Regions from separate parts of the Mus musculus genome. Here region 1 is linked to region 2. The links are chromatin loops, found by intact Hi-C in ENCODE. Cell type or tissue: heart. All regions are shown on one strand. Links, peaks and the distances in the headings refer to the core of each region. The heading gives the core; the rest is flanking DNA.

Region 1 (2,815 bases), core at 193-2,692, 1.1 Mb before region 2:
CTCTCTCTCTCTCTCTCTCTCTCTCAAGTCACCATATAATTGGCAAAGGTCAGTAAATCATTTAAAATTATTCAGAGCGTATTTTCCTTTGTGACACACAACGCTTTCTCAGCATCTGCTTATATTAGACATCAACATTCTATAGTTGCAATAAATAGAAGTTAAAACATCACTTTCATAAAATAAACCATCTATGAAAGCATCAATATACACACATGCCTATACATATAGGATTGGGTAAAATATTCCAATGATATAAATTACACTTGAGGGAAAAAGCATACAGTTTGTATCATTTTTATTTTAGAAAAATCTATGATGTATTTGATTACATTTTAATAGATGAAAATATTTGAATGAAATTAAGAACTATGGTCTTTCCATAGAAGAGAGTAGAACAAAAAGAGGTGGTCTTGACATCACAGGCTCCACCTGTCTTCTCGCTGAGGTGGTATTTACCTGCAGGAGATGCCTAGGGAAACTGGCCTTATCCTTCACAGGGGACAAGCGAGAAGGGAAGAAGAGCAAGTCTAGACAGAGAGCGAATTCTGGCTCAGCGAACTGACAGGAACTTCAAAAGCTAAGCTGGCCTATTGAACTAAACAGTAGGAGGCAATCCTTGGCCCTTGCAGTTCTGTCTGGGACCATTCTTCTCCCTCTGATAATGTCAGGCTGGACGAGCCTGAGGACGCTCAGTGTGTTGCAGCTGGTGGGGACCTGAAGAGGCTAGCAGCTGACATGTGGAGCCACAGGTCCTTGGAGGGAGGTCTAGGAAGGCCTACAGTTACAGCCTCCTACATCTTAGTAGTCATGGAAATTTTCACTACTTCCTAAGTGTGAGCTCTGCAAGTCAGCATAGATAGGAGTAAAATATATGCAGATTATGTAGAAATATGTCAAGATAATTATTTAAAAAACAATTTTAAATATATAGTTTCTTAAAGTAAATTATTAAAGATTCCATCTCAAGAATTTAAAAATGAAGTATGAAAACTATCTTACATAAGTATAATATTTTAAGCAAAAGAAAAGTTAATCAAAATACTTGAGCAATAACAAATCTATTAAACTTTGTTATATTTTAATATATGCTTGCCTCAATTTAAATTAATGTGCTTGCATAGAGAACACGACGTTTTAGCTATCCAGTTTTTCCACGTTGCTTAACAGCTAATTTAGTTAAAGTGACTTATAAGGAAATAGAAATAGTTTGAAGAAGGGAACGACAACAACAACAATAAAAAAGCACTCTTACTGTAAATGAGAATTTTCCTGTAAATGTTCTGAAAAAAGACATCTTTTTTTCTCCTTTACCTCTTCTTCCCAATTTATTTTTTACAGTGAAGTTTTATCTAATTTCATGGAATTGAAAATGGGATAAAAACCTGGGGGAAACTGCCACTTTTCACAATTTCTGTAACTCAGCTTTAAAGAAATGATCTCTTCTTCACTTTGGTCCTTTCGCCCCCACGTAGTCTGAAGGCTTTCTGGTGGGTCCTGACCATATTGACCAGTAGGTGGCGCGCTTGCTCCTCGGCACTGACCCTGAGCACTTGAAACTTGTCCAGATTATCAGTCAAGTATGCACACTTGAAAGAAGTGTAATAAAGACGGCGCCTTTAGCCCGTGTGTCTAAAGCCGTTGAGATTCTTTATGTGCAGGTGCACGTAATCCTTTCAAGATGTACAGCATTTCAATAAATCCTCCTCCAGCAGCGTCTTCCCTCACCGTTCGGGCTGGATTGGCTCTTTGTGAGAAAGAAACTGCAGTGTACCTGAACACACCGCATTGTATGCTTAAGCAATAAGAAAGCTGCCCTGTTCGCGTCTGTGTCAAGCTGGCTGAGACGCAATTTCCTCTTTCCTGTATTCACAATGACCTGATGAGTGCGAGCTCCCCGGGTGAGCACAACTGCTCTAGAGAACTTTGCGTTTTTAACTGGAGGGAGGACAGGGGATGCCTTTTGATGATCTATGTTAGAGTAAAAAGCCACCTTTTGGCTACTACTCTTCCCTGTATGTGGTGGAAACGTCATTGAGCACGATCCAGTGCCTTTAATGTCTGCATCATTACTTGTTATTAGTAGAACGAGGAAATCATCACCTATCCATTTCGGTCTTTGCACAGAAGGTTTTCTATGCAGGTAATGTAATTGTTTAACTTTATAACAGAAAGATCTCATTCCTGGAAGAAGACACATGGTGGCAGTTTTTCGACTCTCTTCTTTCTTTTTCGTGTTTCTAAGGAAATCTTAAGTGCTCAGATATCCTTATCTCAGAAAATTAGCCTAGTCAATTTTGTCTTTCTGTGAGAAACAGACTAAACAATGAAGAGGCAAACATTCTCTAGAATAATCCGTTTCCAAGGCAATTGCAACAATAGTGGTCGATAGACAGTGAATCATAGCCTTCTGCCATGTTTCTGCCTAGAAAAGCGGCGACTGTTAGTGAGGGAGGGTGCGCTTTAAGGAAGAGGTGGTCTTCAGCCCATGGCAACCACGTAGGATCCATATCTTCCTCCTCTAAGGCTCCCCCTTCTGCCTTCTGCTTTCTAATTGATACCAAAATGTGCTACAAATAGAGCTAGACACCTGGGCATTGCATTGTGCACATACTCCAAGTTTACGTGCTAATGGGGCAAAGCTGCTCACCTAAGAGCCCAGTGTACTTAAATACTCTCCTCCCCCAGCAGCTGTGGGGAATTTTCAAAATCCTAAATCAGGCGAAGTGTACCTTTTACTTTTTTTTTTTTTTTTTTAATTTCTGGCACACGAGTTTGCATAATGTCCCATGTTGTATGCATCGTGAACTCTTCT
Region 2 (2,815 bases), core at 259-2,758:
AGAATCCAACAAGTTAATTTTTAAAATAATTTATTTATATTTATTTTATGTGCATGAGTGTTTTGGTTGTATGTATGCATACATGAGGGTGCCAGATCTGGAGGTACAGACAGTTGTGAGCTGCTATGGTCATGCTGAGAATTGAATACAGGTCCTCTGGAAGAGGAGTTAGTGCTCTTAAGTGCTGAGTCATCTCTCCAGTCTCCACAAAATTAACTTTAATCTTCAAAATTCATGGACAAGAAAGTAAACTTCCAAGAAGTTTTATTTGAAAGCATTTACCAAGTAATGCTTAATGATTCTAAGAACTGTCTGTAGGCTAACAAGTCTCTGATTTCCAGGCTAGTGAACGGAGAATTATGGATAGAATTTCCCAGCATCCGGTTGTAGCAACAACAGGTAAACATGGAGACACAGCCTCACCTTACTTACTTTTATTCCTCCATGATTAGACAGATACGTTTTGAGCAACTAGTCTGGAACAGTGTGAAAAACATCGACAATATATGCATTTTAAAACTTCAGTGTGGATGGCAGACATTGCTGATCATTATTTAAATGTACCACCTATACAAGTTCAGGAAAAGCTGGCAAGGTATTACTTAATATTTATTTGACTTTGGATGACAAACATTTTGCAGGTTTTTGTTTTATTTCTCCATTAACAAATAGTTTCTTTGGTTGAAAGTGTGGTCTGATCATACCTGTTCCGAGAAACATGACATCATACTGCCCGTCTTCAGCGACCACGTGATCCACCACTATCTGCGTCAGTCTGTAATCCACGTTGATTCTCTTGAAGGTCGGTGCTCCTGCCACTGGGTACACGGACTTATACATCACAGGGTGCCGCCTTATGAAACTGATAACATCGTCTGGAAAGTCTCGGGTGGACTTAATCAGTGGGTCATAGGTTTTGCTTGGACACTGAAAAGAAAGGTGCACAGGAATAAACACGCTACCTACACACCAGAAAGGTTCGTGCCATGGATAAGACTAAGCAGATGACAGAGCAGTGAGGAACTCTGATGTGTGGTGAGAGCAGCTCCAATAGAGTTAAATCTATGCTTCTTCTCCAAAACATTCAAAATTATGTGACTTTACCTGAATTTTCCAAGATTTCTCGAGTGTAATGTTTCTTTCTTAAAAATATTATTGTTTTAAATAAAGATTTTTTTTTTTAAATCAAGCAAGATGGTACATCCATTTAATTACAAAACAGGGCCAGGGCAGGAGGACCCAGTTTTAGAGGCTACCCAAACAAATGCAGAGTTCAAAGTCAGCCTATGTTCCAGAACGAAAACAAATTGCATTACCACCCACAACCCAAAAGTTTCTAATGATGATACTGGAAGCTTAAATTGATGAAGCTGTCATGAAAATGATCTTTAAGCCCCTGAATGTATAGAAAGCTTTTATTTTCAATAATAAAAAAATAGGATTCCTTTCCAATTTTCCTGTTTATTAAAAATTAAAAGGATCAAGTCGACACGTCATAAAATTAGCTCCAAAAGAGCTTTAAGTGCTTGAGGTTGTAATTATACACTTCTGCTACAGCTACTCTGAAAATTAGGCCATGCCCCAACCTGCAGCCTTTCCCCTGAGCCTAGGCTCTGAGAAGGCACCTCAGGTCCTGTCTCATTTCTGCCTAGAACTGCTTCCTGGGAGCGGGTATTAAAGAAAGAGCTAGCATCAACTGCCCTCTGGTGGTCAGACATAAAAGCACAAGTTGATATGCACCGAGTTTATGACACTTATCTAAAATAAAGGAATGACATTACAATTTGAATATTTTACAAGGTATATATACTCTTTCATATAATGTTTCATTTATGTTTCAAAAGCGGCATCCTAGGAAGTTGTCTTTAATAAAAGGTAACATCACATTTTAATTCTTCTTAGACAAATGACTCGAATAAAACTTATACTTAATCATTACAAGTATATGAAATAAAATTTATGACATCAGATAAAACCTATATTAAAGTTCTTTTGATAGTATCGAAATAAAATAAAAACAAAAGCTAAAAACAAATCAAAGTTTTCTAAAAAGTGATAACACAAAATGAAGTTTCCACTGAACAAAGGCATTTTAATTAGGGACTAATTAGATTCATGCCAGAGCTTCAGGGTCTTCCCCTCAGGGGTCAAAGGTGCATTGTTAGCTGAAGATCCTGGGGTAAACAGCTATCCCTCCAGATTGCATGTCAATACAACCATAACGATCCATTTTAAAGGAGAATGTCCACCAAAGAGGTTACACAAACAATTTTAAAGACTTGATAGTCATCTTTTAACTAATTTGAGAATATTTATCTTTACAGAAGTCTTGAATGGCTACTATTAAGAAACTGACCCTTTCCCAATGTCAATTTTTTTTCCTGTTTCATTTTGTTTTGTTTTTTTGTTTTGTTTTGTTTTGTTTTGTTTTTGGGTTGTTTGTTTGTTTGTTTGTTTTGTTTGTCCTAGGTCTGTGTGAAGGAGAATAGAAATGTCCTACATCATTAGCTTGTTTGGTATTCATTTAGCATCTCTATCACTGAAGGCTGGCAAAGTCTGTGTGTCTATCCCTGTTTTGTGCATTTGCCTCATCCACAGAGAGTCAGTCAGCTTAATAGAGGAAGGAGCCTGTTGTTAAGTGTACTGAAATGTATATCAACGTAGATCACACTGCGCTCTTTCCCAAGTCTAGTCTGTACATTGGAGACTTACTCAAAGGCATTCCCAGAAGGCACATGTCTCAGAACGTCGTCAGGTCAGTCTGATTGATTTAACACTAAAAGCAAGATTTTGACTGTATGATATGTTGGAAAGA

Evidence for each region. Peaks named below come from ENCODE experiments on the same cell type or tissue, not always from the same donor. Only the 100,000 strongest peaks of a DNase experiment are listed, where the experiment ranks them.
Region 1: a loop joins it to region 2, with 16 times the contacts of the local background. A loop is called at or near these places in 37 of 42 quality-filtered maps.

The regions. Positions count from the first base shown.
Region 1 is chr5:13,627,951-13,630,765 of GRCm38, reverse strand. No RefSeq gene overlaps it. Among named protein-coding and RNA genes, the nearest start is that of Gm6647, 140 kb to the left of the region's middle. In heart, for the core only: a CTCF peak has its summit at 1,509 (motif pointing right); no DNase peak of the experiment used is centred there; H3K4me3 peaks cover 599 bases; H3K27ac peaks cover 496 bases.
Region 2 is chr5:12,561,261-12,564,075 of GRCm38, reverse strand. Sema3d (sema domain, immunoglobulin domain (Ig), short basic domain, secreted, (semaphorin) 3D) reads right to left here. Exons shown (of 18, transcript NM_028882.4): 12 at 705-927. Among named protein-coding and RNA genes, the nearest start is that of Sema3d, 180 kb to the right of the region's middle. In heart, for the core only: a CTCF peak has its summit at 1,708 (motif pointing left); no DNase peak of the experiment used is centred there.